Regions from separate parts of the Homo sapiens genome. Here region 2 is linked to region 1. The links are chromatin loops, found by intact Hi-C in ENCODE. Cell type or tissue: heart right ventricle. All regions are shown on one strand. Links, peaks and the distances in the headings refer to the core of each region. The heading gives the core; the rest is flanking DNA.

Region 1 (15,195 bases), core at 5,409-10,408:
CATTTGGGTCCCCTGAGGGTGCGCCTGCCAGGCGCAGTTGACGTGCCTGTCACTGCACGTCAGTCACTGTGTGTCAGCGGATCGCAGCATGTCTGCGAGAGTGAGCGACAGAGGTGTGTGTGTCACCCTGTCAGCATGTCACTGTGTCGGCAGCTGTCTGTGTGTGTCAGGGTGTGTGAGGAGCATGTCTCGGGAGACCCTCCCTCCTCGCCGGCCCCAGCATTTCAGCACCGCGGACAGCTCACAGCCCACGCCGAGGTCGGGGGCGGCCCTTTCTTTCCACCCACAGAAAATTGAAAATATCCTGAAACCAGGAGGGTGGAGGTGGGCGGATGTCCCCACATGGCCGTCTTGTGTGCGCCTGTCCTTGCGCGGGTGTCGCTGTGTCTTGTGCGTGTTTGTGTGTTGAGATGCGTCTTTTGAATGACTGCCTGATTGAAACTCTTCTGCTTGAAGTGTGTTGACTTTTGTTACTCCATTCTTTAGACTCTGAAAGACAGAGACAGGGAGAGAAGAATCCAGATAAAGAAGGGCGGGCCAGGTGCTGTGGCTCACACCTGTAACCCCAGCACTGGGGAGGCCAAGGTGGGAGGATCACTTGAGGCCAGGAATTCAAGACCAGCCTGGGCAACATAGTGAGATCCTGTCTCTATAAAAAATTTAAAAGTAGCCAGGTGTGGTGGCACACGCTTATATTTCCAGCTACTTAGGAGGCTGAGGTGGGAGGATTGCTTGAGCCCTGGAGATCAAGGCTGCAGTGAGCCATGATTATGCCACTGCACTCCAGCCTGGGCAACAGAGCGAGACTTTGTTTCAAAAAAAGGGAGAGCAGAGAGATGAGAAGAGACTGAGACAGAGAACGGAGAGAGTCAGAGTCAGAGAGAGAGACTGCTGGAGAGTCAGAGAGACAGAGTCAGAGATGGAGAGATAGACCCAGAGAAGCTGAGAGAGGCAGAGAGAGAAAAGAAGATGGAAAATGTAGGGACAGAGATGCAGAGAGGCACTGAAGGAAGTAAACAGAGACACCAAGAGGCGTCAGGAGTTAGATATAAGGTAGGAGCGTCTACGTGGTACCACAGTGAGGGGCTGCAGGGTGGCGATGTCGCCAAGGCTGTGGTGGGGGAGTCGTGCTAACTGACGGGCATCTGGTCCATGCAGTCTTGCCACTGCAGTGGGAATGGCTGTAGGGTGTGATGGCGTGTGGGTGTGGGCGGTGTGATCGGCTGTGCTTCCTCGATTGGGTGACTGTGTGGGCTGGGTGTTTGTGTTTTTGGGTTCTGGGGCCAGGCCTTGTGGGACTACATGGTTCCTACAGCCTAAAGAGTTGCCAGTGGCAAAGCTGTGGGCATTCTGGGTTTGTGGGTCTTTGGGGTCGAGGGGTGTGGATTATGTGCCTGAAGGTGACAGGTAACTTCTGGCTGTTTCCTGCCACCCCCTGGTTACCATAGGAGCAGAGATGCTGAGAAAATCAGTTAGCATCAGCACTTGGTTAACTCTCCAGATCTGGTTGGGACAGAGAGCAGGAAGCTGAGGGTTTTCTGTGCTGAAGGATTGGAGTTAGCAAAATATGCATGGAGGGTGTGCTCTATGCCAGGGACTGTTCTGGGTGTTGGAGATAAAACAAAAAACATAAATGAACTTACCTGGGGGAACTTAAATTTAAAGATGGGGAAGCAAATGGTAAATGACGAACAATAAACTAAATAAATGTTAGAGGGTGTTAGAAGGTGATATTTAAAGAAGACAGGCCAGGTGCCATGGCTCACATCTGTAATCCCAGCACTTTGGGAGGCCAAGATGGGAGGATCACTTGAGGGCAGGAGTTCAAGACCAGCCTGGGCAATGTGGTGAGACCCCATCTCTACAAAAAATAAAAAATTAACTGAGCATGGTAGTGTATACCTGTAGTCCCAGCTACATGAGAGGCTGAGGCAGGAGGATCGCTTGATCCCAGGACTTTGAGGCTGCATTGAGCTATGATTGCACCACTGCACTCCAACCTGGGTGACACAGCAAGATCTTGTCTCCAAAAATAATAATAAATACATTAAAAAGAAAGACAACAGAGCAGTATAAGGGAGTGCTGGAGGGGGAGCAGTGAGGGATTTCACTATTAAATAAGATGGAAGAAGTGGGCCCCATTGAGAAGGTGAAGTTTGAATGAAGAACTGAGGAAGGGAGCCTGGGGGAAGAGTGTTCTAGGCAGAGGGAACAGCCAGTGCAAAAGCCCTGAGGCATGAGCAGGCCTGGCTTGTTCAAGGAATAGCAAGGAGGCCAGAAAGGGAATGAGTGCTAGATTGCAGGGGGTCTTGTGGGCCATCCTAAGGACTTTGACTTTCATTCTGTGAGAGATAGGAGCCTTGCAAATGTTTTGCACAGGGGAGGAATGCGGTCTGACTTTGGTTCTATCAGGATCACTCTGGCTGCTCTTGAAGGAACAGACTGTGGGCGGTGAGGCTGAAGCATGGGATTGTTTAGCAGGCAACTAGTAATCTAGGTAGGAGACCATAGTGGCTGGGCTGGAGTGCAGGGGTTAACAGTCTGGATTCTGACAGTTGTAAGTTCAAATCCTGTCTCAACCATGAGCTCATACCGCTTTGCTTTATTTTTTTATTATTATTATTTTTTGAGATGGTGTCTCGCTCTGTTGCCAGGCTGGAGTGCAGTGGCATGATCTCAGCTCACTGCAACCTCCACCTCCCAGGTTCAAGCAATTCTCCTGCCTCAGCCTCCCAGGTAGCTGGGACTACAGGCATGTGCCACCACACCCAGCTAATTTTTGTATTTTTAGTAGAGACAGAGTTTCACCATGTTGGACAGGATGGTCTCAATCTCTTGACCTCGTGATCCGCCCGCCTCGGCCTCCCAAAGTGCTGGGATTACAGGCGTGAGCCACCGTGCCCGGCCTATTTTTTAAAATAAATTATTTAATATAAATAGAGATGGGCTCTCAATATATTGCCCAGGCTGGTCTTGAACTCCTGGCCTCAAGCAACCCTCCCTCCTCAGCCTCCTAAAGTTCTGGGATAAGAGGCATGAGCCACCGCACCCAGAATGCTTTACTTTAATCAGACTCAGCTTCCTCACCAGTGCCTGGTTTTGTTTCTGTCAAATGGGGATGATAATAGAGCCTTCCTCCCTGCGTGGTGGTGAGAAGTAAATGAGATTGTGGAGTCTGGGACAGAGGAGGTGCTTGGAAAACTGGGTGGCTGCCAGGAGGGTTGCCTGGTGAGTCTGGGGAGGGGGCCTTACACTGAGTGTTCTGCCTCCCCCTTACCCCCTGCACAGGAAAACTCTTCAGGTGAAGATAGTTGATGACGAGGAATATGAGAAAAAGGATAATTTCTTCATTGAGCTGGGCCAGCCCCAGTGGCTTAAGCGAGGGATTTCAGGTGAGGGGTGACCAGTGGGCTGTGGGAGAAGTAAGGGGTCCAGGGTCGGGGGACTTTCAGGGGCTCAATTGCAGGCACTCCTTAAAGCTCGTGGACCTGAGCTTCGTGGGGAACTGATCTCACTGTCTGCCTGTCTCTGTCTCTCCCCAGCTCTGCTACTCAATCAAGGTGAGTGAAGTCACCTCTGGGCTCTGAGTGGGGAGGAGCCACTGGAAGAGGGCCTGGGGGAGGGTCCCAGCCCCAAAGCTACTCTTCCAGGTTGGGTTTGAGGCAGATTGGAGGTGAGATAAAGGCAGATTCAGGGCTGGGGGACAGTGGGGTCTGGCCTGAGAGTTGGTGGTGCCTGTATGAGTTTGGGATTACAGTTAGCATTTTGGAGGTCAAGATTATGTCTGTAACATGGTGAAACCCCATCTCTTGTAAAGATACAAAAATTACCTGGGTGAGGCCAGGTGCGGTGGCTCACACCTATAATCCCAGCACTTTGGGAGGCCGAGGAGAGTGGATCACCGGAGGTCAGGAGTTAGAGAGCAGCCTGACCAACATGGTGAAACTCCGTCTCTATTAAAAATACAAAATTAGCCGGGCCTGATGGCACACAACTGTAATTCCAGCTACTCAGGAGGCTGAGGCAGGAGAATCGCTCGAACCCGGGAGGTGGAGGTTGCGGTGAGCCGAGATCGCGCCATTGCACTCCACGCTGGGGAACAAGAACGAAACTCTGCCTCAAATAAAAAAAAAAATTAGCTGAGTGTGATGACAGGCATCTGGAATCCCAGCTGCTTGGGAGGCTGAGGCAGGAGAATCGCTTGAACCCGGGAGGCAGAGGTTGCAATGAGCCAAGATGGTGCCACTGCACTCCAGCCTGGGCAACAGAGCAAGACTCCATCTCAAAAGATTATGTCTGTAATCAGGGTTGTAAGTCATACAATCAGATCTGGGTTTGTGAGAGTGAGGTCAGAGAGAATCCAGTTTGGGGTTGATTAGGAGTGAGGTGGGGTTTGGATTGGAGATCGGGGTTAGGACCATGTTAAGGTGAGAGTCACAGTGGAGGTGCTTTCCTGCTGGTGGGATCAGATTAGAATTAGAGTCAGATTTAGGTCAAAGCTAAAGTTGGACTTTGAGGTGAGTAATAGAGTTTGAGGAATTTAGGTTAGAATTGGGGCCAAGGTCAGAGATTGGAGTAAGAGTTAGGGCTAAGGTCAGTGGCTTGGAGATGGACAAAGTCATTTTGGAGTCAAGATCAGAATTGGGATCCGTGGTTAGGATTAGAGTTAGATTAAAGATTGTATTCGTTGGAGGAAGCAATACAAGCTGCTATAACAAACTGACCGACAAGTCACAGGGGCTTAACACAATAAAAGTTATTTCTTTACTGGGCACAATGCCTCATGTCTGTAATCCCAGCACTTTGAGAGGCCCAGGCGGGCGGATCACTTAAGGTCAGGAGTTCAAGACCAGCCTAACCAACATGGTGAAACCCTGTCTCTACTAAAAATACAAAAATTAGCCGGGCATGGTGGTGGGCACCTGTGATCCCACCTACTCAGGAGCCTAAGGCAGGAGAATCACTTGATCCTGGAAAGTGGAGGTTGCAGTGAGCCGAGATCGTGCCACTGCACTCCAGCCTGGGTGACAGAGCGAGACTCCATCTCAGAAAAGTAAGAAAGAGAGAGAGAGAGGGAGGGAGGGGAGGAAGGAAGGAAGGAAGGAAGGAAGAAAGGAAGGAAGGAGGGAGAAGAGAGAAAAAAAGTTATTTCTTGCTCAGGCAAAGTTGTTTTTTGTTTCTTTGTTTGTCTTTGTGAGACGGAGTTTTGCTCTCGTTGCCCAAGCTAGAGTGCAATGGTGCGATCTCGGCTCATGGCAACCTCCACCCCCCGGGGTTCAAGAGATTCTCCTGCCTCAGCCTCCCGAGTAGCTGGGATTACAGGCACCTGCCACCACACCTAGCTAATTTTTTTTGTATTTTTTAGTAGAGATGGGGTTTCACCATGTTGGCCAGGCTGGTCTCGAACTCCTGACCTCAGGTGATCCACCTGCCTTGGCCTCCTAAAGTGCTGGGATTACAGACATGAGCCACTGTACCTGGCCTCTCAGGCAAAGTTTTACGAGAGTGTTCCTAGTTGGTGGGTGGCTTTCTTCTGCCATGTGGCCATTCCATCTTGTGACTCCACTGTGCCAGGGAGCTTTGGCATTGTGGCTGGGTTTGCTGCTGGTGAACAGGGCAAGAGAGTTTCGAGGCTCACATGGGAGGTTTTCGGGGGCTAAGCCTGGAGGGACTGACCATCACTTCTGCCCACATTCTAGTGTCCATAACTCAGGCCGTGGCCACGCCCAGCTGCAAGGGAGGCTGGGAAATGTAGTTCAGCTCTTTGCCCAGGAAGGAGAGGAAACAGGTTCAGGTGAACACACTTCAGCTTCTGCCGTGTGGTCAAGCTCCTCATGAGTGATGGTGTCAGAGTTGGGAGTTGGGACTGAGGTTTGAGGTCAGGTGTAGGACTGGAGTTAGATCTGGAGATAGAGTGTGGGATTTGGCTTGGGGTTATTGATGCTCCAGGTTATGGTGAATGTTAGAGTCGGGATTAGGGTTTAGGGCTAGGGTTGTGCTGAGGTCAGATCCAGGGCTGAGGGTTGGGGTTTGGAGTCAGTGTTGATGACAGGCTTCCATTTGGGGCCACAGTGAGAGTCCAGCTCAGAGTTAGGGACCAGAATTAGGGTTGGGCTGCTGCTGGGCTTGGAGTCAGGGGTCAGCATACTTTGGGGAGAGAAGCGAGCTCAGGACCAGGATGTAGGTGGGTCTGGTTCCAAGATTTGTGCCAAAATCGGATGTCCTCCCCTTTCCTTACCATGTCAGCCACACTCTAGGATGTTTCCAGAAACTGGATGTAGAGACCAGGCCTCCCCTATCAGGGTGGCAACGATGATGATAATGTTGGTGATAATAATAAAGATAGTAACATGTATTGAATATTTATTGTGTGCCAGGCACTGTTCTAAGCACTTCACACGAATTAACTCATTTAAGTCTCACAACCACCCCATGAGGTAGGTACTAATTATTGTGCCCGTTTAACAGTTATGAAAACTAAGGCACAGAGAGGCTCAGGTATTGCCTAAAGTCTCACAGCCTCCACCATACGAACCCCAGAGCCCACCAACTAAAGATCATGAACCAACCCTTGGGAGCTGGACCTCAGGGTTGAAGGAGACGGTGGTCAGGTGGGAGGCTGGGAGGAGTCACCAAGGAGCTTCCCAGAGGAGAACAGATAGGCTTTCTCTAACTATGGGGACAGGTAGTAAAGGCGTCACAGGCCCAATTAGGTAGGTCTCCCAGGAGTCTAACCCCCACCCCTCATGCTGCAGGGGATGGGGACAGGAAGCTAACAGCCGAGGAGGAGGAGGCTCGGAGGATAGCAGAGATGGGCAAGCCAGTTCTTGGGGAGAACTGCCGGCTGGAGGTCATCATCGAGGAGTCATATGATTTTAAGGTGATTTTCCGGGGCCTCACCTTCCTGGAGTCCAGCCTGGTTCATTTCCTTGGGGAGGGTCCGGAAAGCGGGGAGCCACAAGGTTCCTAAGATCAAGCCAAAGAAGGGTCCCACGTCAGGACCACGGACAGCACATGCCTCCCTTTTCCTTGCTTGCCTTCAGAACGGGGGTGTGGAAAGTTGAGGACCCCTGGGCACAGGCTGTGAGCCCCCGACCCAGGACCCAACATGGAGCTTCCCTGGTTCGCTCAGGGGCAGTGACCTCTCCCCCACCCTCTCATCCCCAGAACACGGTGGATAAACTCATCAAGAAAACGAACTTGGCCTTGGTAATTGGGACCCATTCATGGAGGGAGCAGTTTTTAGAGGCAATTACGGTGAGCGCAGGTAAGTGGGGAGGGAGGAGAGAGAAGAGAGAAAGATGGAGAGACAGAGACACAGGGAAAGGGGGAGAAATGAATGGAGAGACAGGCACAAAGATAAACAGGCCGGGCGCGGTGGCTCATGCCTGGAATCCTGGCGCTTTGGGAGGGTGAGGCGGGAGGATTGCTTGAGGCCAGGAGTTTGAGGCTGCAATGAGCCATGATCGTGCCTCTGCACTCCAGCCTGGGCAACAGAGCAAGACGCTGTCTCTAAAAAAAATACAAGCAGGAGAGAGAGACACACAGAAATACACAGGGAGAATCAGAGAGACATGGAGAAGACATGAGACAGAATGAACGGTGCAAACTGAAATGGGCCGGGGAGAGGGAGAGGCAGGTAGATGAGGATACAGAAAGGGCAGAGAAGGGAGAGGTGGTGGCTGGAGCGGCTGGGAGGGTTTGTGTTTGGCTCTGGGCTGAACCGGGAGGGTTCCCAGCCTGGGCTTTCTCCCAGCATCAGGCATCAGGAGGGTGGGAACAGATTAAATGGTGTGGCCACCCCAGAGAGAGCCTGGGTTCCTCCGTTGCCCTGGAGACAGTCACCAGGGCACCGAGCTCTTTCCTACCTGCGCGGGTCACCACCCTCCTTGGCCTCAGACAGGCCCACACTGCCCCCTTGTGGCTAGAGACACTACGACACTTGTACCCACTGACGGTCTTGGAAGCCAACACTGGCCCTTTGTGATATGGACTGGGGAGACTGAGGCTCAGAGACAGAGGAGGGAGTGGCCTGAAGTCCCACAGGGAGTCCAGAAAAGGCCCGAGGTCGGAGCTCAGGGCTTCAATCTCTTACATAACATCAGGGTTAAGGCCCCAGCTCTTGGGGACTGAAGGCGTACATGGAATTGTGGTTGCAAAGAAACTGGGCGAGCAGGATCCAAAGAAACCAGGCTTAAGGGGATGGGAAAATACAAGGCAGCAGTCCTAGAAACACCAGACTGTTTGCCCAGTAGAAACAAAGTGGCATCTCCCTCTGAAGCCACATTCTTCTGACATACTTCTGAGGGATCTTCTGGGCCCGACCCTATGTGAGACATTGCCAGGGACACAGAAGTGATTTCTGGCCCTGTCATGGAGCTTACAGCCCAGTGCAGGAGACAGACATGTCACAAGACACAGACAACCCAGAGTAGGCAGGGCTGGGATGGGAGACCCGGAGGAAAGCCCTGATGCGGTTCCTAACCCAGCCTGAAAGTCAGGGAGGGCTTCCTGGAGGGGGTGGCTTCCCAGCTGAGTCTTCAAATGGGTAAAGATGTCAGCCAGGAGGAGGGAGAAGACAGGGAGAGTGTTTCAGGCAGAGGGAGAGCCAAGCACAGAAGCCCTGGAGTGTGCGAGATTATGGCACATTTTTTGGGTGGGTGCCTGGTGTTGGGCGGGAGGAAGAGGTACCAGGATGAGGCTGGAAATCGGCACATTTCTACACTGCTCCTTGTGGACCACAGTAGGGAGCTTGGGTGGCATTTGAACACACTGGGGAGCCATGGAGGGTTTTGAATGGGGGAAGCCCCTGGGGCTAGAGAGAGCTTGTGGGAGGAAAGTGGAGAGGGTGTGGGTAGAGGCTGTAGAAACTAGCAGTAGAGGCTGGGTGCGGTGGCTCACGCCTGTAATCCTAGCACTTTGGGAGGCCGAGGCAGGTGGATCACCTGAGGTCAGGAGTTCGAGACCAGCCTGACCAACATGGAGAAACCCCGTCTCTACTAAAAATACAAAATTAGCCGGGCATGGTGGCCTGCGCCTGTAATCCTAGGTACTCAGGAGGCTGAGGCAGGAGAATCGCTTGAACCTGGGAGGCAGAGGTTGCGGTGAGCCGAGATAGCACCATTGCACTCCAGCCTGGGCAACAAAGCGAAACTCCGTCTAAAAAAAAAAAAAAAAACGAAGAAAAGAAACTAGCAGGAGACGGGCCCTGCAGAGGCTCCTTTGAGGTTCATTCCACGAACAACGGGGAGATGGCAAGGGGCTCTTTGAGCTTCGGAGCATTTCCTTCCTCTGGGGACTTAGTGGAGACGGAGGATGAGGCGGAACTGAAACGAGGTGGGAGGTGGCGGTCGTAGAGACCCAGCGTACATCGTGCTGTGGGTTTATAGAAACCAGGTGGTTAGATCAGGTGATTAGATCGGGGTGGAGGAAGAATAACAACATAACAATAATAATAACTGTAATAATAATCCTGATTATGACAACGGTGACCCTATCATGTCTTTTTTTTTTGAGATATGTAGTCTCTGTCATCCAGGCTGGAGTGTAGTGGTGTGATCTCGGCTCACTGCAGCCTCCTCAGCCTCCTCCTCCTGGGTTCAAGCGATCCTCCTGACTCAGCCTCCTGAGTAGCTGGGATTACAGGCACCCACCACCATGTCTGGCTAAGTTTTGTATTTTTAGTAGAGATGGGATTTCACCATGTTGGCCGGACTGGTCTTGAACTCCTGACCTCAAGTGATCTGCCCACATCCGCCTCCCAAAGTGCTGGGATTACAGGTGTAAGCTACTGTGCCCAGCTGACCCTATCGTGTCTTGAGTGCCAGGCATGGTTGGAAATTTATTTCCTGTGTGAACTCATTTTAATTAATGTATCCTCAGTGTCTGGATCAGAGCTTGGTCACTTTGCACTTTGTTCAGCACGTGCCTTTTGGTTCTTTGCTGTGCGAGCACAGAGCTGCTGGAGGGGTGAGGGAGAAGGGTAGTCCTCACTCCCTTAGGAGATGAGTCGGGTCCCATCTTGTCGCAGAGCTTTTGTACTTCCTTTACCTCCCTTCCTACTGTAAGCTCCTTGTGGGCTGGACTTGGCATGGAGCATCTTTGAATTTCCCCCAGGCACCAAAAAAGGCCTTCAATCATAACAATCGAAACAACAGTAATAACGCTGGAGGTGTCCGAGACCGTTGACAGCACTTTACATGAACCAACTCATTCTGTCATCACAAGTTTCCCATGAAGCAGGTCCAATTATTTATCACAGATAGGCACCCAGAAGCCCAGAGAGGTGAGGACACTGATTCAGGATCACACAGTGGATCCAGGGTTGGACACCAGAGAGGTGACTTCAGAGTGACAGGCATAACCACGAGCCTCCCTGTAGAGGGGAGCAGCTGGGGAAGTCAGCTGAGGCCAGAGTCCGCAGAATGCCAAGCCTAGGCATGTGGGCCTGGGTTTGAAGGTAGTACAAGAACCAAGGAAGGATTTGAAGCAGGGCAGGCAGAAGCCTCAACTGACATAGTGATGCGGTAATAGCAGCCACCTCTCTCCCAAAGAGCGTGGCCTCCCTGCTCTGACCTCAGCCATGTCTTACATCAGTTAGGGATGCGTTCAGCAGTGACTGGTCAGGAGCTACGTTCGTTCTCATGAGCATCCTTCCAGATGTAATGCGTGCCACACACAAGTGTGCTCATTGATTCTCATTCATTGCTTTATACTAATCAGCTTAGGGTGAGGTAAACAAAACACTGCCTTAGGGCTTTCAGGTTATAAAAGCCACTGCAGGTCGGCTGGGCACGGTGGCCGACACCTGTAATCCCAAAACTTTGGGAGGCCTAGGAGGGCAGATCAGTTGAGGCCAGGAGTTTAAGACCAGCCTGGCCAACATGGCGAAATCCCATCTCTAGTAAAAATACAAAAAAATCAGCCAGGTGGGGTGGTGCACACCTGTGATTCCAGCTACTCAGTAGACTGAGGCATGAGAATCACTCGAACTCAGGAGGCGGAGGTTACAGTAAGCTGAGATCACACTACTGCCTTGGTAACGGAGGGAGGCTCTGTCTCAAAAAAAAAAAAAAGTCACTGCAGGTCAAAAGCTGGTCAAATTAGGTCACAATAGGTGATACAGCTCTAAGCATGAGGCATCATTTACAAAGCTCAGAAAACACATCTGTAACCCAATGCCCACATCAGGAAAGCCAGGGCTTTCCAGAAACCCTCTGTTTATATCTCATTGGCAGACTGGGTCAGATAGTCACTCACAGGAGGAATTCTGGCAAAACAAGTATTTAGCCAGGGACATGGCAACTGCCAACTGCAAGGGATTCTGGGAAAGTGAATACCATATTTTTATCTGAGGCCATAGCTGTTGCTAGTCTCAAGGGATTCTAGGAAAGTGATTAATTTTGGCTGGGTATATAGCCCTCTAGCTGCAAGGGATTCTGGGAAAGTGAGTACATTTAGTGGAGACTGTGGCTCTGGTTAGCTGCAGTGAATCTGAGGAAGTGAATACTTCTAGCTGTGGACTGGCTTTCAGCAGCTGTGAAGGCTTCTGGGAAAATGAATAATTTTAGCTAGGGGTATGGCTGTCCCTGGCAGCAAACGGTCTTGGGGAACTGGATGTTTTTAGCTGGGCAGATGTGGCTTCCTCTAGCTTCAAGGGATTCTGGGAAAGTAACTGTTTTTAGCATTGACTTGGCCACATTTAGGTGCAAGCAGTTCCGGGAAACTAAATATTTTTCACCTGGGTCCATTCATGCTCCTAGCTTCAAGGGATTCTGGGAAAGTAATGGGTTTTAGCTGCTGACTTGGCCACATTTAGGTGCAAGGGATTCTGGGAAAATAAATATTTGTCACCTGGGCCCATTCACACTCCTAGCTTCAAAGGATGCAGGGAAAGTAACTGTTTTTAGCTGCTGACATGGCCACACTTAGGTGCAAGGGATTCTGGGAAAGTAAAATTTTTTTACCTGGACTCAGTCATGCCCCTAGCTCCAAGGGATTCTATGGAAGTAACTGTTTTTACTGCTGACTTAGCCATATTTAGATCCAAAGGATTCTGGGAAAGTAAATATTTTTCACCTGGGCCCAATCAAGCTCCTAGCTTCAAGGGATTCTGGGAAAGTAACTGTTTTTAGCAGTTGACTTGGCCACAGGTAGGTGCAAGGGATTCTGGGAAAGAAGTTCATTCAATGGGACTTGCTGTCAGGAAGTTAGACAAAATGGGGCCTCTGTAGGCAAGGAAGGAAGTCTGAGTGTATGCCCCAGCTGGGTCGTGTGCCCACAGGGGACGAGGAGGAGGAGGAGGACGGGTCCCGGGAGGAGCGGCTGCCGTCGTGCTTTGACTACGTGATGCACTTCCTGACGGTGTTCTGGAAGGTGCTCTTCGCCTGTGTGCCCCCCACCGAGTACTGCCACGGCTGGGCCTGCTTTGGTGTCTCCATCCTGGTCATCGGCCTGCTCACCGCCCTCATTGGGGACCTCGCCTCCCACTTCGGCTGCACCGTTGGCCTCAAGGACTCTGTCAATGCTGTTGTCTTCGTTGCCCTGGGCACCTCCATCCCTGGTAACACCCTGGGAGACTTTGGTGGGGTAGGATCTCAGATGAGCCAGGCAGGGGCAACACAGGATCCTGCCAAAATGAGGTGGGTGGAGTCACACAGCGCCCATGTGGTGGGTCTCAGAGAAATACGGAGGTGGGGCATAATAGAAGCCAGGCAGCGGGTCCCCTAGGTGCAAGATGTGAATTGAATCCTCCCCAAAAGCACCCAGGTAGAAGGTCCCATAAAACTAAGGTAGCAGGAAATGCTAGAAACCAGACAATGGATTTCATAGAGAGAAGGTGGCAGGGTGGGGAAGAGACAGCTGTGGGGAGAGGGGTTCCTAGGAAGACGGTGGGGATTGTCAGAGAAGCCAATCAGTGGGTTCCATAGAAACAAGCTGTTGATGTCCCATCCCGCAAGAAACCAGACAGAAGAGTCCATGGAACTATGTTGGGGGACATGACAGAAACCAGGCCAGTGAACCTCAAAGTTGGTTTTTTTGGGTTTTGTTTTTTTTTTTTTTTTTTTTTTTGGTGTGGGGACAGAGTCTCGCTCTGTCACCCAGGCTGGAGTGCAGTGATCTTGTGATCTCGGCTCACTGCAACCTCTGCCTCCCAGGTTCAAGCGATTCTTCTGTCTCAGCCTCCTGAGCAGCTGAGACTACAGGCGTGCGCCACCACATCCAGCTAATTTTTACGTTTTTAGTAGAGACGGGGTTTCACCATATTGGCCAGGCTGGTCTCGAACTCCTGACCTCGTGATCCGCCCACCTCTGCCTCCCAAAGTGCTGGGATTACAGGCGTGAGCCACCACGCCTGGCCAAACCTCAGAGTTTTAACTAAGATGAGGGGGCAGGTGGGGTGTGGTGGCTCACGCCAGCACTTTGGGAGGCAAAGGCGGGGGGCCAAGGCAGGGGTAGGATTGCTTGGGCCCAGGAGTTTGAGACCAGCCTGGGCAACATGGTGAAACCCCGTATCTACAAAATATACAAAAATTAGCTGGACGTGGTGGCGCATGCCTGTGATCCCAGCTGCTCGGGAGGCTGAGGTGGGAGGATCACCTGAGCTGGGGAAAATGAGGCTGCAGTGAGCCATGATCGCACCACTGTACTCCAGCCTGGGCAACAGAGCAAGACCCTGTCTCAAAACAAAACAAACAAAAAATACAGCTAGGCGCGGTGGCTCATACCTGTAATCCCAGCACTTTGGGAGACCGAGGCGAGTGGATCACCTCAGATCAGGAGTTCGAGACCAGCCTGGCCAACATGGTGAAACCCCGTCTCTACTAAAAACACAAAATCTTAGCAGGGCGTGGTGGGCGCCTGTAATCCCAGCTACTCAGAGGCTCCGGCAAGAGAATCGCTTGAACCTGGGAGGCGGAAGTTGCAGTGAGCTGAGATCACGCCACTGCACTCCAGCCTGGGTGACAGAGCAAAACTCCGTCTCGGAGGAAAAAAAAAGAAATCACGCAGTGAGTCCCATAGAAGAGAATGAATCCCACAGAAAGCAGGCGGCAGGTCCCATAGAAAGCCGGCAGCGGTTCCAGTGGCGAGCAGGCCTAAAGGTGGTGATGGACTTTGCCTCTTGGGTGGGGGTCAGGGGTCTTGAGCCCACACTGCCCGCAGAAAGCAGGCGACCGGGAAAGGCTGGGAGGGGGCAGGCGGATGCCCGCCCCTGTGGGTGGCGGCGCAAAGCCCCTCCGACCTGTATGTCTCTGCCTCGCAGACACGTTCGCCAGCAAGGTGGCGGCGCTGCAGGACCAGTGCGCCGACGCGTCCATCGGCAACGTGACCGGCTCCAACGCGGTGAACGTGTTCCTTGGCCTGGGCGTCGCCTGGTCTGTGGCCGCCGTGTACTGGGCGGTGCAGGGCCGCCCCTTCGAGGTGCGCACTGGCACGCTGGCCTTCTCCGTCACGCTCTTCACCGTCTTCGCCTTCGTGGGCATTGCCGTGCTGCTGTACCGGCGCCGGCCGCACATCGGCGGCGAGCTGGGCGGCCCGCGCGGACCCAAGCTCGCCACCACCGCGCTCTTCCTGGGCCTCTGGCTCCTGTACATCCTCTTCGCCAGCCTGGAGGCGTACTGCCACATCCGGGGCTTCTAGGGCCTCGCGCAGAGACTCGTCCCCACCGCCCGCCCGGGGCTAGGGACTCGGCTGCACCTGCTCTTGGACCCTGGTCTCCTTTTCCCCCCAGACTCGGCCTCCTCTCCTGGGACTCGGCCTCCCTTCTCCGCCCCCTCCCCTGGCTTTGATTGCCCTGTTCTGTGTCCCCAGTAGCTCAGCCTTCCCTCTTCCTCTCGGGAGCCTCCCCGGTTCCTCCCCTGCGGTGACCCCAACTCCAGCCCATCCTGTTGGTGACCGTCTATATCCCTGGGGAAATTTCCACCCCAGTCCCCTCCCCAGGGAACCACCCCCAGTAACCATCCTGGGGAGTTTAAGGTCTCTCTCCTTGGTCACCCAGCCTGGCTTTGCCCCCAAAGTCTCCCTTCCCCTAGTGACCCCCCCCCCACTTCACCCCATGTCCCAGAGCCTCAGAACCCACCCTCCCTGGGGGACCCTCGAAGGAGGCTGTCAGAGGCCGTCTCAGCTCCCAGCCCTTCCCCCCAGCCCTCAGGGAGCTCCGCTCAGCCCCGGCGGGGAGGAGCGGGTGGGTGTGCG
Region 2 (15,195 bases), core at 4,200-9,199, 160 kb before region 1:
GTGGTGTGTGCTTGTACTCCCAGCTACTTGGGAGGCTGAGGCAGGAGGATCGCTTGAGTCCAGGAAGTCGAGGTTGTAGTTCCCCATAGTCATGCCACTGCACTCCAGTCTGGGAGACAGCAAGACCCTGTCTCAAAAAAAAAAAGAAGAAGAAGAAATTAATTTTGAGAGACCACAGAGGGTAAGGGCCCTGACTGAAACCAGTCAGCCCCTGGTTCATATCCTGCCTTTGCCACTTTCTTGCTGTGTGACAGTGGACAAATTACCTCACCTCTGTGTGTCCTCATCTTTAACATGCTGATAATAATAGGCCTCATTTCATAGGGTCATGAGGAAGAATGAGCTAGGGAGAGCTGCACCTGAGAGGAAGTGCCATATAAATGCTGGCCGTTATCATTAGTAAGTAAACAGGAAGTTATCAGTTCCACAAGTGAATACCTTATGCAATGTCCCAAACATAAAAGCATGATAGATCTATAACTTAGTACAGTGGTGTTCACCGCAATGCTATTTACAATAGCAAAGACATGGAATCAACTCAGGTGCCCACCAACAGTGGATTGGATAAAGAAAATGTGATAAATGTACACCATGGAATACTATGCAGTCATAAAAAAGAATGAAGCCTGGTGCGGTGGCTCACACCTGTAATTCCAGCACTTTGGGAGGCCGAGGCAGGTGGATCACTTGAGGTCAGGAGTTGGAGACCAGCCTGGCCAGCAAAGGGAAACCCCATCTCTACTGAAAATACAAAAATTATTTGGGTGTGGTGGCAGGCACCTGTAGTCCCAGCTACTCGGGAGGCTGAGGCAAGGGAATTACTTGAGCCTGGGAGGCGGAGGTTGCAGTGAGCCGAGATAGCGCCGTTGCACTCCAGGCTGGGCAACAGAGCAAGACTCTGTCTCAAAAATAAATAAATAAATAAATAATGAAATAATGTCCTTTGCAGCAACACAGATGCAGCTGGAGGTCATTATCCTAAGCAAACTGACACAGGAACAGATAACCAAATACCTCATCTTCTCACTTATAAGTGGGAGGTAAACATTGGGTATGCATGGACATGAAGATGGGACAGATAAACACTGGGGACTACCAGAGTGGGGAGGTAGGGATAGGAGACAAATGTTGAAAAACTAACTTTCGGGGGCGGGCATGGTGGCTCATGCCTGTAATCCCAGCCCTTTGGGAGGCCGAGGCAGGAGGAACACGAGATCAGGAGTTCAAGACCAGCCTCGCCAACATAGTGAAACCCTGTCTCTACTAAAAATACAAAACTTAGCCAGGCATGGTGGCATATGCCTGTAGTCCCAGCTACTTGGGAGGCTGAAGTGGGAGAATCGCTTGAACCCGGGACACAGAGGTTGCAGTGAGCCGAGACCATGCCATTGCACTCCAGCCTGGGCGACAGAGTGAGACTCTGTCTCAAAAAAAAAGACAAAACAAAACTAACTTTCAGGTACTATGCTCAGTACCTAGGTGACGGGCTCATTCGTACCCCAAACCTAGGCATCATGCAATAAAAGAAAAAAAAGCCTCCATGGCCCAGGTGTGTAGGGGCTCACACCCATAATCCCAGCACTTTGGGAGGCTAAGGCAGGCAGATCACTTGAGGTGAGGGGTTCCAGAGCATCTTGTTCAACGCAGCGAAAATACAAAAATTACAAAATCTAATGTATTAAAAATACAAAAATCAGCCCGGCATGGTGGCGTATGCTGAGGCACGAGAATTGCTTGAACACCAGAGGTCGAGGCTGCAGTGAGCCAAGATTGCGCCACTGCACTCCAGCCTGGGCAACAGAGCAAGAGTCTGTCTCAAAACAAACAAACAAACAGGCCGGGCACGGTGGCTCATGCCTGTAATCTCAGCATTTTGGGAGGCCGAGGCAGGTGGATCACCTGAAGTCAGGAGTTTGAGACCAGCCTGGCCAACATGGTGAAACCCCGTCTCTACTAAAAATACAAAAATTAGCCAGGCGTGGTGGCATGTGCCTGTGTTCCCAGCTACTCAGGAGGCTGAGGCAGGAGAATCACTTGAACCCGGGAGGTGGTGGTTGCAGTGAGCTCAGATTGCGCCACTGCACTCGCCTGGCAACAGCCCAAGACTCTGTCTCAAAAAAATAATAATAATAACACAAAAGAAATTAGCCAGGCATGGTGGCGCACACCTATAATCCCAGCTACTCTGGAGGCTGAGGCAGGAGAATTGCTTGAACCCGGCAGGCGGAGGTTGCAGTGAGCCAGGATCACGCCACTGCACTCCAGCCTCGGCGAGAGTGAGACTCCGTCTCAAACAAAAACAAAAACAAGTCCGGGCGCGGTGGCTCACGCCTGTAATCCCAGCACTTTGGGAGGCCGAGGCAGGTGGATCACCTGAAGTCAGGAGTTCGAGACCAGCCTGGCCAACATGGTGAAACCCCCCCATCTCTACAAAAATGCAAAAAGTAGCTGGGCGTGGTAGAAGACGCCTGTAATCCCAGCTACTGGGGAGGCTGAGGCAGGAGAATCGCTTGAACCTGGGAGGCGGAGGTTGCAGTGAGCTGAGATCACGCCATTGCACTCCAGCCTGGGCAACAAAAGTAAGACTCCATCTCAAAAACAAAACAAACAAGCAAACAAAAAAACAAAAACAAGCAGTGATCATCCACCACCCACTGGAGGTGTGTGGACCCTCTGAGAAGCAGCAGTATACACTTTTTTTACTTTATGTTTGTATAGTCTGAGTCTTCCTAACTCTGCACTTCCACAGCCACTGATGGAGCTACACTTTTAGAGTGTTAACTGGGTGGTGAACACAGTTTCTGATGAGAACTGCCCACAGGGGAGAGACCTTTAGTTACCCCCATCATACAGTGTAGAAAACTCAATTGGCTCCGAGAAGGGAAGTGTTTTGCCCAGTCACGCACCCACAAAGTGAGACGCAGCCCTCATCTGAAGCCGTCACTGTACACTGGGACCTGAAGTGTAGCACTTGTGTTTCTGTCATAGCTGCCAGCCCCGGGGGACTCAGAACTAGGGGACTCACTGGAGACTTCGTCAGAGTCTATTCATTCATATTTTTTTAGTATCTAGTGTGTCAAGGATCCTGTGGTGACCAACACCACCCGGGTTCCTGCCTCCCACACAACTCACAATCTATTTGCCTCCCACACAACTCACAATCTATTTGCCTCCCACACAACTCACAATCTATTAGGCAACACAGCCAACAAGCAAGTAAGCAAATAAGTCGCTTAATTAGCCTCGGTTTGCGAGCCTCAGTTTACCTCCCTTGGTCATGCCCTTTTTGGCAGTTCCCAGGTTCCTTTGGTACATTGTAGAATATCCACTGCCCCTAAAACAGTGCTTGGTGCTTAGTAAATGCTCAATAAAAGTTTGCTGAATAGATATTAACAACATCCACCCACCTCATACACACACCTGACCTCTTAGGGAGATGGTCTTGGGGCCATGCCACTTGGAATGGCTCTGGTAGGGTGCAGAGGACACCAACAAGAAGCCAGCCCTGGCCCCGTGCAGTGGCTCACGCCCGTAACCCTAGCACTTTGGGAGGCTGAGGTGGGCAGATTGCCAGAGCTCAGGAGTTCGAGACCAGCCTGGGCAACACGGCGAAACCCCATCTCTACAAAAATAGAAAAAATTAGCTGGGCGTGGTGGTGCGCACCTGTAGTACCAGCTACTTGGAAGGCTGAGGGAGGAGAATCGCTTGAACCCAAAAGAGGGAGGTTGCAGTGAGCTGAGATCGCGCCACTGCACTCTAGCCTGGGTGACAGAGGGAGATTCCGTCTCAAAAAAACAAAAAAACTCAGGCCGGGCACGGTGTCTCACGCCTGTAATCCCAACACTTTGGGACGCTGAGGCAGGTGGACCACCCGAAGTCGGGAGTTTGAGACCAGCCTGACCAACATGGAGAAACCCCGTCTCTACCAAAAATACAAAATTAGCTGGGCATCATGGCACATGCCCGTAATCCCAGCTACTCAGGAGGCTGAGGACAGAGAATTGTTTGAATCCGGAAGCCGGAGGTTGCAGTGAGCCAAGATCGCGCCATAGCACTCCAGCCTGGGCAACGAGAGCAAAACTCCGTCTCAAAAAAAGATAAAAAGAGGCCAGCCCCATGCCTAGCCATGGCTGATAGCCATTAGTCCCCACCCTGCCTGAGTGACCCTGGGACAAGTCACTGAACCTGTCTGGGTCTGACTGCTCAACTCAGTTACTTCTTTCTTTTTCTTTTTTCTTTTCTTTTCTTCTCTTTCTTTCTTTCTCTTTTTCCCTCCTTTTTCTTTCTCTCTTTCCTCCTTCCTTCCTTCCCTTCTCTCTCTATCCTCTCTTCTTTTTTTCTGAGATGGAGTTTCACTCTTGTTGCCCAGGCTGGAGTGCAATGGTGCGATCTCGGCTCACTGCAACCTCCGCCTCCCAGGTTCAAGCAATTCTCCTGCCTCAGCCTCCCAAGTAGCTGGGATTATAGGTATGCACCACCATGCCCAGCAAATGTTTATTTTTATTTTTTTCAGTACAGACGGAGTTTCACCATGTTGGTCAGGCTGGTTTTGAACTCCTGACCTCAAGTGATCCACCTGCCTTCAGCCTCCCAAAGTCCTGGGATTACAAGCGTGAGCCACCGTGCCCAGCCCTTTCTCTCTCTCTCTCTCTCTCGTTCTTTCTTTCTTTTTTTAGATGATGGAGTCTCGCTCTGTCGCCCAGGATGGAGTGCAGTGGCTCAATCTTGACTCACTGCAACCTCCATCTCCCAGGTTCAAGCAATTCTCCTGCCTCAGCCTCCCAAGTAGCTGGGACTACAGATGCGCGCATACCACCACGCCCAGCTAATTTTTTGTATTTTTAGTAGAGACGGGTTTTCACCATATTGGTCAGGCTGGTGTTGAACTCCTGACCTTGTCATCTGCCAGCCTTGGCCTCCCAAAGTTCTGGGATTACAGGCATGAGCCACCTCACCCTTCCTTCCTTTCTCTTTCTCTATCTTTCTTTCTCTTTCTTTCTTTCTTGACAGTCACGCAAGCTGGAGTGCAGTGGCGCAATCTCAGCTCACTGCAACGCGCGCCTCCAAGGGTTGAAGCGATTCCAAGCAGCTGGGATTACAGGCACCCGCCACCATGCCCAGCTAGTTTTTGTATTTTTAGTAGAGACAGGGTTTCATCATATTGGCCAGGCTGGTCTCGAACTCTTGGCCTCAAGTGATCCCCCCATCTTGGCCTCCCAAAGTGGTGGGATTACAGGCACCAACTCAGTTCTTAATGGGGGACTCATAACTTGCATATGATTCTCAAATGGAATTTTTTAAACGATCCCTTGGTACAGCATCTGGGTTTTAGCTACCAGGCAGTGGAACTAAGGGGGTGGATCAAAGGGCATTGATTCCCTGGCAATCCCTGCCCTGGGAGAGCAAACGTCTGTTTTTCCTGCTCTGTCCTGTCTGTCCCCTGACATCCTGGAAAGCCTGTCCAAGTTTCAGAGTTAATGAGTGAGTGTGGTCCACACTGTTCTAGAATCAGTGGGGAAGGTCAGAGGCAGCCAAAGGGATGACCAAAGACCAGTGTTGGGGATCAATATGGGCCCAGATCGAAAGAGACCTGCTGTCCTTCGGGAGTGACACGCCCCTTCTATTTGAGAATCAGGCGCAAGTTATGAGTCCTAGGTTAAGCACTGAGTTAGGCAGTCAGACCCAGACAGGTTCAGCGACTTGTCCCCAAGGCCAGCCAGGCAGGGTGGGGACTAAATCAGTACACCCAGGTGTTCTGTGGCTGAGTCACCAGATGAACCTAGGGCAAGTCACTTCTCCAGCTCCTCCATTTTCTCATCTCTTCAATGGGAGTGTATCGTCAGGCACCCAAATCTGCCCCTGTCCCCAAACATTTTATTATGACAATGTTCAGGCCAGGCGCGGTAGCTCACGTCTGTAATCCCAGCACTTTGGGAGGCCAAGGCGGGAGGATTACCTGAGGTCGGGAGTTCGAGACCAGCCTGACCAACATGGAGAAACCCCGTCTCTACTAGAAATACAAAAATTAGCAAGGCGTGGTGGCGCATGCCTGTAATCCCAGCTACTCGGGAGGCTGAGACAGGAGAATCGCTTGAACCCGGGAGGCGGAGGTTGTGGGTGAGCCGAGATCGCGCCATTGCACTCCAGCTTGGGCGACAAGAGCGAAACTCCGTCTCAAAAAGAAAGAAAGAAAGAAAGAAAAGCAAAGAAACGAAAAGAAAATTTCTCCAACCCAAGTTGTTTCTCGACCTGGGAGGCTGCTGGTGCCACATGGAGTTTTAGTTTTCTGTAGAGCGGCGCACAAGATACGTGCATTTTCCCGTATGCATGTAAGAACCAGGGGAAAGAAATGAAAGCCTTGCCCAATCCAAAAACACCCCTGCGTCCCCTCCAGGTTCTGTTAAATAGGGGCGAGGGGAACAAGTTCCCATTGGAGACGTTTCCGGGTCCGGATTTTAGCAGCTAGGCGGTGGAAATAAAGTGGGGGATGAGAGGGCATTGATGCCGGGGCGATCTCCGCCCTCTGACCGCTCCCTTCAAATGCGGCTGGGACCGCGGAGTGCGCCGCCCCAGCTCCTGGCCCTGCCCGCCCGCGCCGAGCGCCCGGAGCGCCCAGACTGCGAGCCGCCACGAAATCAGGCAACTGCGCGCCCAGCCCTGCCTCGGGTCCTCAGCGCGGCAAGTGCCGGGGGCGGAGCCCAGCCGCCTATTGGCCCAGGTCTGGGGGCGGAGCCACGACTCCATCACCGTCCCAACCCCAAACCCCATCGGGTTAAATGGGCCTCTCGCCGGTCGGGGGATTATTCGTCGGGAGGCGGGGCCTGGGTTTGTTTACACACTATCATTGGCCAGATTTGAATCGGGCCTACTGCGGGCGGGCCACGGGGCGGGGCTACAGCGGGCCACGGCCGCCGCCTGACAGCTTCTGGGAGGCAGGGCCAGTCCTGGACGCGCGGTCCCTGAGCACCGCGATCCCTGGAGCTGGGGTACCCTCGGCGGATGCGGAGAGTCGGGCGTTGGGGGGCGCAGGTTGGGGCTTCTGCCTGTCCGTTTTTTGACAAACACTAACCAAGGGGTGAGGTTGAGTAGCATTGTTTTTTTTGTTGTTGTTCTCGTAAAAATTTGTGGGAAAAAAAAAAAAAGACCAGAAACAACCTAGTTGTCCATCGATGGGGGACTCAGATAAGCAGTGGTGCGGCCCGCAATGGGATGCGGAGTCACCGTAAAACGAGGAAGGGATACTTGAACTGACACGGTATGAGCTATGTAGCCTGACAAGGTAGGAGAGGAGAAAAAAAAAGGTATAAAAATGTAAAAGGTGGAGATGAAAAAATACAAGCTTTTGCTTGTTAAATACACAGAATATCTTGAAAAGCAGAAGCGAACTGCGGCAGGGCGCGGTGGCTCACGCCTGTAATCCCAGGTCTTTGGGAGGCCGAGGCGGGCGGATCACATGAGGTCAGGAGTTCGAGACCAGACTGGCCAACATGGCAAAACCCCATTTCTACTAAAAATACAAAAAATTAGCCGGGCATGGTGGCGCGCGCCTGTAATCCCAGCTACTCGGGAGGCTGAGCAAGGAGAATCGCTTGATCCTGGGAGGCGGAGGTTGCGGTGAGCCGCTACTGCACTCCAGCCTGGGTGACAGAGCGAGACTTTGTCTAGGGAAAAAAAAAAAAAAAGCAAACTGGTCACAGCAGTTTTCCGTGGGGAAACAGGGGTGGGTGGATGTTAGGTCTTTTTCTACCTTTGTAAAGTTTGAGCCTAGTGTCACCTATTCAAAAAAATACACACAAAATATTCAAATACGTGCACACACAAAAAAATCAAATACACAAAAACATTCAAAGAAATACACACAAAAAATCCAATAAATACACAAATTCTGAGAATTTCCCGTTTTCATCCACATGTCCCTTTGCTCCTGCTCTTGCCCTAGAGCTCCTGCCCTAGAGGCTGTGGACCTCCCACCTGCAGCCCCCGCAGCCCCTGCACCCCGCAGCGTTTGGGGGATAGAGAACACGCTAAGAATGTGTCTTCATTTATCGGGTATTGTTACTCATGCACCACCAAATAAAATATTCTGACTCAAGAGTGGCTTTATTTATTTGTTGCTTTAAGCCTTGTAGTCATCACTGAGATATTTAACATTCCAACTATGTGGGAGGGGCCGCTTCCTTGGCTATGCTTGGGGGAGGGTGACAGGAGAAACGCACCAGGCCATCTTAGGAAAGAGAAGAGAAAGTCGAAACTAGGAAAGGCCCCTTTAAGAAGGGAAGCGGTCTCTGCTGGTCAACACCACTGACAGAGGAAGAGCTGGCTGGGTTTTGATTTTTATTATTACTCTGTTCCCGAAGATCTGGAGGAGAGAATGAGTAGACCGCTTGCAGCAATGAGACTAAGTCGAGATTTGGAGTCTGTTAACAGATCTCGGCTGAGTGCGGTGGCTCACACCTGTAATCCTGCACTTTGCGGGGCCGAGACAGGCGGATCATCCCCTTTTTACTACAGGGTTTGTGAAACATTGTTCAGATGGCTATAAAAGTCACCCATGGCTAGAGGGGGATTTACAATGTAGTTATAAGTAATGCTTAACCGAGCTTCTTTCTGTACTTGGATGCTCTCATTGAATGCCTCCAACAATCCTAGCAGGTAGGATATGCTAATATCACCTCCTGCTGATACGGAAACTGAGTCATAGAGAAGTTGCAAAATTGTCAGAGTCAGGGGGCACAGGGATTTGCAGCCCTGTTCCAAAATTTATACTTTTTTTTTTCTAGCAGGGATCTCGCTGACTGGAGTGCAACAACGTGTTCACCACTTGACTTCCTGGGTCCAAGTGATCCTCCAACCTCAGCCTCCACAGTGGCTGGGACCACAGGTGCCACCACCATGCTTGGCTAATCTATTTTTATTTTTCTGTAGAGATGAGGTCTTGTCCTGTTTCCCAGGCTGGTCTCGAACACATGGGCTCAAGAGATCCTCCTGCCTTGGCCTCCCAAAGTGCTGGGATTACAGATGTGAGCCACTGCACCTGCTCCAAAATTCATACTCTTAATCACCACATTACACTGTGCCATGTAAACGTTTTCTGTCTTTAGATGTATTGTTTTAAAAGCTAAAGATATAAGAATCTTAAGCAGATTCTGTTTATTCTTTTTTTTTTTTTTTTTTTTTTTTGAGACAGAGTCTTGCTCTGTCGCCAGGCTGGAGTGCCGTGGTGTGATCTCAGCTCACTGCAACCTCTGCCTCCTGGTTTCAAGTTATTCTCCTGCCTCAGCCTCCCAAGTAGCTGGGAGTACAGGTGTGTGCCACCACACCCAGCTAATTTTTGTATTTTTAGTAGAGACGGGGTTTCACCATGTTGGCCAGGATGGTCTTGATCTCTTGAACTTGTTATCCACCCACCTCAGCCTCCCAAAGTGCTGGGATTACAGGCATGAGCCACCGCACCTGGCTTCAGCCCGCAGATTTTTTTTTTTTTTTTTTTTTTTTTGAGACAGAGTCTCACTCTGTGGCCCAGGCTGGAGTGCAGTGGCACGATCTCGGCTCACTGCAAGCTCTGCCTCCCGGGTTCACGCCATTCTCCTGCCTCAGCCTCCGGAGTAGCTGGGACTACAGGCGCCCATCACCACACCTGGCTAATTTTTTGTGTTTTTAGTAGAGACGGGGTTTCACTGTGCTAGCCAGGATGGTCTCTATCTCCTGACCTCATGATCCGCCTGCCTTAGCCTCCCAAAGTGCTGGGATTACAGGCATGAGCCACTGCGCCTGGCCGACCCGCAGATTCTGAATGAAAGTGAACAATTTTCACATCCGATTTCTGCAACGGAGTTTGTTTTTGTTTTGAATTTCTGGTGACTTTTCCTAAAATTATATTTATTTATTTATTTTTATTATTTTGAGACAGAGTCTCACTGTCGCCATGCTGGAGTGCAGTGACGCAACCTTGGCTCACTGCAACCTCCGCCTCCTGGGTTCAAGCAATTCTCCTGCCTCAGCTTCCAGAGTAGCTGGGACTACAGGCATGAGCCACCACACCCACCTAATTTTTGTATTTTCGGTAGAGACAGGGTTTCACCATGTTGGCCAGGATGGTCTCGATCTTCTGACCTTGTGATCTCCCCAACTCAGCCTCCTAAAGTGCTGGCATTACAGGCGTGAGCCACCACGCCTGGCCTATTTATTTATTTTTTTGAGACAGAGTCTCCGTCTGTCACCCAGGCTGGAGTGCAGTGGCGCGATCTCAGCTCACTGCAACCTCCACCTCCCAGGTTCCATCAATTCTCCTGCCTCAGTCTCCCGAGTAGCTGGGACTACAGGCAATCATAGTTCACTGCAGCCTCAACCCCTTGGCCTCAAGCAATCCTCCTACCTCAGCCTCCTGGCTAGCTGGGAATAAAGGCACACACCACCACACCTGACTAATTTTTGTATTTTTTGTAGAGACAGGGTTTCACCATGTTGCCCAGACTGGACTCAAACTCCTGGGCTCCAATGATGCGCCTGCCTGGGCCTTCCAACACTTCTTTTTTTTTGAGACGGAGTCTTGGTCTGTTGCCAAGGCTGGAGTGCAGTGGCACGATCTTCGATCACTGCAACCTGCACCTCCCAGGTTCAAGCAATTCTCTGCCTCAGCCTCCCGAGTAGCTGGGATTACAGGCGCCCGCTGCCACACCCGGCTAATTTTTTGTATTTTTAGTAGAGACAGGGTTTCACCATCTTGGCCAGGCTGGTCTTGAACTCCTGACCTCGTGATCCACCCGCCTCGGCCTCCCAAAGTGCTGGAATTACAGGCGTGAGCCACCGCGCCTGGCCAAGGCCTCCCAACACTTCTGAGCCCTTTACATACATTAGCTGATGGAATCTTCACAGCAACCTTGAAGTAGGAGCTGTTGTCATCTTCATTTCACAGATGAAGAACCGAGGCACAGAGAAGTTAACTAACTGGCCTAAGTTCTTACATTTCTCTCCAGAAAAGGAAGACGAAGACCAAGAATGGCTGGCGAGGGAGGAAGTGTCCAAAGTTGCTGAGAGAGAAAAGAAGGGAAATTAAGATAAACCACTGGACTGGTGAAGGTGGAAATGATGGTTCAGTGAGGTGGTGAGGGCTGAGGTCAGCTTGCAGAAGGTGGTGAGGAAATGGCCAAGAAACACAGGAAAGGATGCTCAGTCATCAGTATTAGGGAAATGGAAGTCAAAACCACAATGAGATACAACCTCACACCCACTAGAATCATCACGATCAAAAGAGGAAAAAATAGGCCGGGCTCGGTGGCTCATAGTTGGAATCCCAGCCCTTTGGGAGGCCAAGGTGAGTGGATCGCCTGAGGTCAGGAGTTCAAGACCAGCCTGGCCAACATGGTGAAACCCTGTCTCTACTAAAAATGCAAAAATTAGCCGGGTGTGGTGGCAGGCGCCTGTAATCTCAGCTACTCGGGAGGGTGAGGCAGGAGAATTGCTGGAACCCAGGAGGCAGAGGTTGCAGTGAGCTGAGATCGCGCCATTGCACTCCAGCCCAGGCCGACAACAGCAAGACTCCATCTGAAATAAAACAAAATTGTATTTTAAAAAATGCTTAAGGGTTTTTTAAAAGCAAAGGTGTTGAGTATATATGATTTTTAAAAATTGATTGGGCTCAGTAGCTCACGCCTGTTATCCCAGCACTTTGGATGGCAGAGGCAGGCAGATCACGGGGTCAGGAGTTCGAGACCAGCCTGGCCAACATGGTGAAACCCCGTCTCTACTAAAAACACAAAAATTAGCTGGGCCTGGTAGCACATGCCTGCAATCCCAGCTCCTCGGGAGGCTGAGGCAGGAGAATTGCTTGAACCCGGGAGGCGGAGTTTGCAGTGAGTCGAGATGTTGCCACTGCACTCTAGCCTGGGCGACAGAGCAAGACTCTGTCTCGGCGTGGGAAATAAGGCTGGGTGTGATGGCTCACACCTGTAATCCCAGCACTTTGGGAGGCCGAGGTGGGTGGATCACCTGAAGTCAGGAGTTGGATACCACCCTGACCCACATGATGAAACCCCATCTCTACTAAAAATACAAAATTAGCCGATCGTGGTAGTGCATCCCTGTAATCCCAGCTACTTGGGAGGCTGAGGCAGGAGAACTGCTTGAACCTGGGAGGCGAAGGTTGTGGTGAGCCAAGATCACACCATTGCACTCCAGCCTGGGTAACAAGAGTGAAACTTCATCTCAAAAACAAATAATAATAATTAAATAAATAAAAATAAAAAATAATACAGACCAGGCACGGTGGCTCACACCTATAATCCCAGCACTTTGGGATGCTGAGACAGGTGGATCACTTGAGATCAGGAGTTCGAGATCAGCCTGGACAACATGGCAAAATCCCGTCTCTACTAAAAATACAAAAAAAAAAAAAAAAAAAATAGCTGGGCGTGGCTGGGCACGGTGTCTCACTCCTGTAATCCCAGCACTTTGGGAGGCTGAGGTGGGCGGATCACGAGGTCAGGAGATCGAGACCATACTTGCTAACACAGTGAAACCCCGTCTCTACTAAAAATATAAAACAAAATTAGCCGGGCGTGGTGGCAGGCGCCTGTAGTCCCAGCTACTTGGGAGGCTGAGGCAGGAGAATGGTGTGAACCCGGGAGGTGGAGCTTGCAGTGAGCCGAGATCACACCACTGCACTCCAGTGTGGGCAACAGAGCAAGACTCCGTCTCAACAACAACAAAAAAAAAAAAAAGAGAGAGAAAAAAATTAGCTGGGTGTGGTGGTGTGTGCCTGTAGTCTCAGCTATTGGGGAGGCTGAGGCAGGAGAATCGCTTGAACCTGGGAGGTGAAGGTTGCAGTGAGCCAAGATGGCCCCACTGCATTCCAGCCTAGGTGACAGAGTAAGACTCCACCTTAAATAAATAAATTAAATTAAATTAAGTAAAATAAAAAATCATACATATGGCAGCAGCATAGGCAAGGAGAAGAGCCAAAAATGGTTGGTGAGGGGCTGGTGGAAGGCAAGAACCGAGAGGTCTGGGGAGATGGTGGTGGAGTGAGGTTAGGTCAATGCAATGAGTGTTTGTCGGTATCTGCTCTGTGGCGGTTACTGGGAGACCCTGGGGTCTACCTCGTGGAACTCTCGGGTCTGTGGAGGTTACAGACTTCTCCCTAAAGTGGATAGGGGGAGTGAGTCCTGGGGATGTGGGAGCTCAGAGCAGGCACCTGACCCAGCCTGGGGTTTGGGAAGGCTTCCTGGAGGAGGAGGAGGATAAAGAGGAATTGTTAGGAAAAGACAGTGCAGGGAATTCTGAGAATAGAGGAATACACAAACAGTTTGTCCCACGACACACTCACAACACGCTCTGTCACTAGATATGAGGGGGATCTTCTCCCCCCAGGGGACACCAGCCTGTCCTCCAATTCAATTCACTTCTGACACTATCTACCTGGAGACAGCATCAGATCCCACAGGTTGAAGGCTGAGTCCCACAAGATTGCCCCCCACTTCTTTTTTTTTTTTGAGACAGAGTCTCGCTCTGTCTCAAAAGAGTTGCCCAGGCTGGAGTGCTATGGCACAATCTCAGCTCACAGCAACCTCTGCCTCCCGGGTTCAAGCGATTCTTCTGCCTCAGTCTCCCAGGTAGCTGGGATTACAGGCGCCCGCCACCACGACCAAGTCATTTTTGTATTTTTAGTAGAGATGGGGTTTCGCCATGTTGGCCAGGCTGGTCTGGAACTCTTGACCCCAGGTCATCTGCCCGCCTTGGCCTCCCAAAGTGCTGGGATTATAGGCCTGAGTTACTGAGCTCTTTTTTTTTTTTTTTTTTTTTTGAGATGGAGTCTCCCTGTGTCACCCAGGCTGGAGTGCAGTGGTGTGATTTCTGCTCACTGCAACCTCCGCCTCCGGGGTTCAAGTGATTCTCATGCCTCAGCCTCCCTCCCAAGTAGCTGGGATTACAGGCACCCACCACCACACCTGGCTAATTTTTTGTATTTTTAGTAGAGACAGTTTCACCATTTTGGCCAAGCTGGTCTTGAACTCTGAAGCTCAAATGATCCGTCCCCCTTGGCCTCCCAAAGTGCTGGGATGGGATTACAGGTGTAAGCCACTGAGCCAAGCCTGTTCCCTACTTCCAGTGCCGATCTCAAGCTCCAGGTTGTTTAATTTTTTTTTTTTTTTTTTTTGAGACGGAGTCTCGCTCTGTTGCCCAGGCTGGAGTGCAGTGGCGCTATCTCGGCTCACTGCAAACTCCACCTCTCGGGTTCACACCATTCTCCTGCCTCAGTCTCCCGAGTAGCTGGGATTACAGGTGCCTGCCACAACGCCCAGCTAATTTTTGTATCTTTAGTAGAGACCATGTTGGCCAGGCTGGTCTTGAACTCCTGACCTCAAGTGAACTGACCACTTTGGCCTCCCAAAGTGCTGAGATTACAGACATGAGCCATCACACCTGGCCTAATTTAATTTTAATTTTAATTTTGAGACAGAGTCCCAGTCTGTCGCCCAGGCTGGAGTGTAGTGGTATGATCATGGCTCACTGCAGCCTTGACTTCCTGGGCTTAGGTGATCCTCCCACTTCAGCCTCCCGAATAACTGGGACTACAGATGCGTGCCACCATACCTGGCTAAGTTTTTTGTATGTTTTGTAGAGATGGGGTTTCACCATGTTGCCCAGGCTGGTCTTGAACTCCTGGGCTCAAGCAACCCTCTGGTCTTGGCCTCCTGAAGTGTTGGAATTACAGGTGTGAGCCTCCGCTCCTGGCCAGTCAGCTAAGACTTGTGAGATGAATAGAGTTGTCAGATGAGGGTGGAAGGGAAGAGGAGATGCAAAGGCCTAGCACTGGGGAAGGAGGAAAGGCAGGTGGCTAGAAAGTCAGCAGTTTGGCTGAGATGGTCTGAGGGACAGGGCAGACTTGCAGGTACACCAGGGATTTGGGGTTTGACCCCAGAGGTAATCTACAGTCATTAAAGTGTTTGCTGTTTTTTTTAATTGTTACATAATTCGGCCATGTGCGGTGGCTCATGCTTGTAATCCCAGCAATTTGGGAGGCCGAGGAGGGAGGATCACCTGAGGTCAGGAGTTTGAGACCAGCCTGGCCAACATAGTGAAGCCCCATCTCTACTAAAAACACAAAATATTAGCTGGGCATGGTAGTGGGTGCCTGTAGTTCCAGCTACTTGGGAGGCTGAGGCAGGAGAATCACTTTAACCCAGGAGACAGAA

What was found. Hi-C counts contacts between places; a loop is a spot of excess contacts. Peaks named below come from ENCODE experiments on the same cell type or tissue, not always from the same donor. Only the 100,000 strongest peaks of a DNase experiment are listed, where the experiment ranks them.
Region 2: a loop joins it to region 1, with 4 times the contacts of the local background. A loop is called at or near these places in 25 of 110 quality-filtered maps.

What each region holds. Positions count from the first base shown.
Region 1 is chr19:47,429,534-47,444,728 of GRCh38, reverse strand. SLC8A2 (solute carrier family 8 member A2) reads left to right here. Exons shown (of 10, transcript NM_015063.3): 5 at 3,289-3,392; 6 at 3,543-3,560; 7 at 6,756-6,880; 8 at 7,168-7,267; 9 at 12,284-12,562; 10 at 14,264-15,195. The coding sequence ends at 14,640. Among named protein-coding and RNA genes, the nearest start is that of MEIS3, 18 kb to the right of the region's middle. RefSeq lists a silencer at 2,540-2,687 and an enhancer at 7,634-8,135. In heart right ventricle, for the core only: a CTCF peak has its summit at 7,914 (motif pointing left); a DNase peak (open chromatin) is centred at 7,908; H3K27me3 peaks cover 3,664 bases.
Region 2 is chr19:47,592,073-47,607,267 of GRCh38, reverse strand. No RefSeq gene overlaps it. Among named protein-coding and RNA genes, the nearest start is that of BICRA-AS2, 9.0 kb to the left of the region's middle. RefSeq lists an enhancer at 2,959-3,028 and silencers at 6,492-6,541, 6,692-6,881. In heart right ventricle, for the core only: a CTCF peak has its summit at 6,624; DNase peaks (open chromatin) are centred at 6,073, 6,767 and 8,207; H3K4me3 peaks cover 2,945 bases; H3K27ac peaks cover 2,736 bases.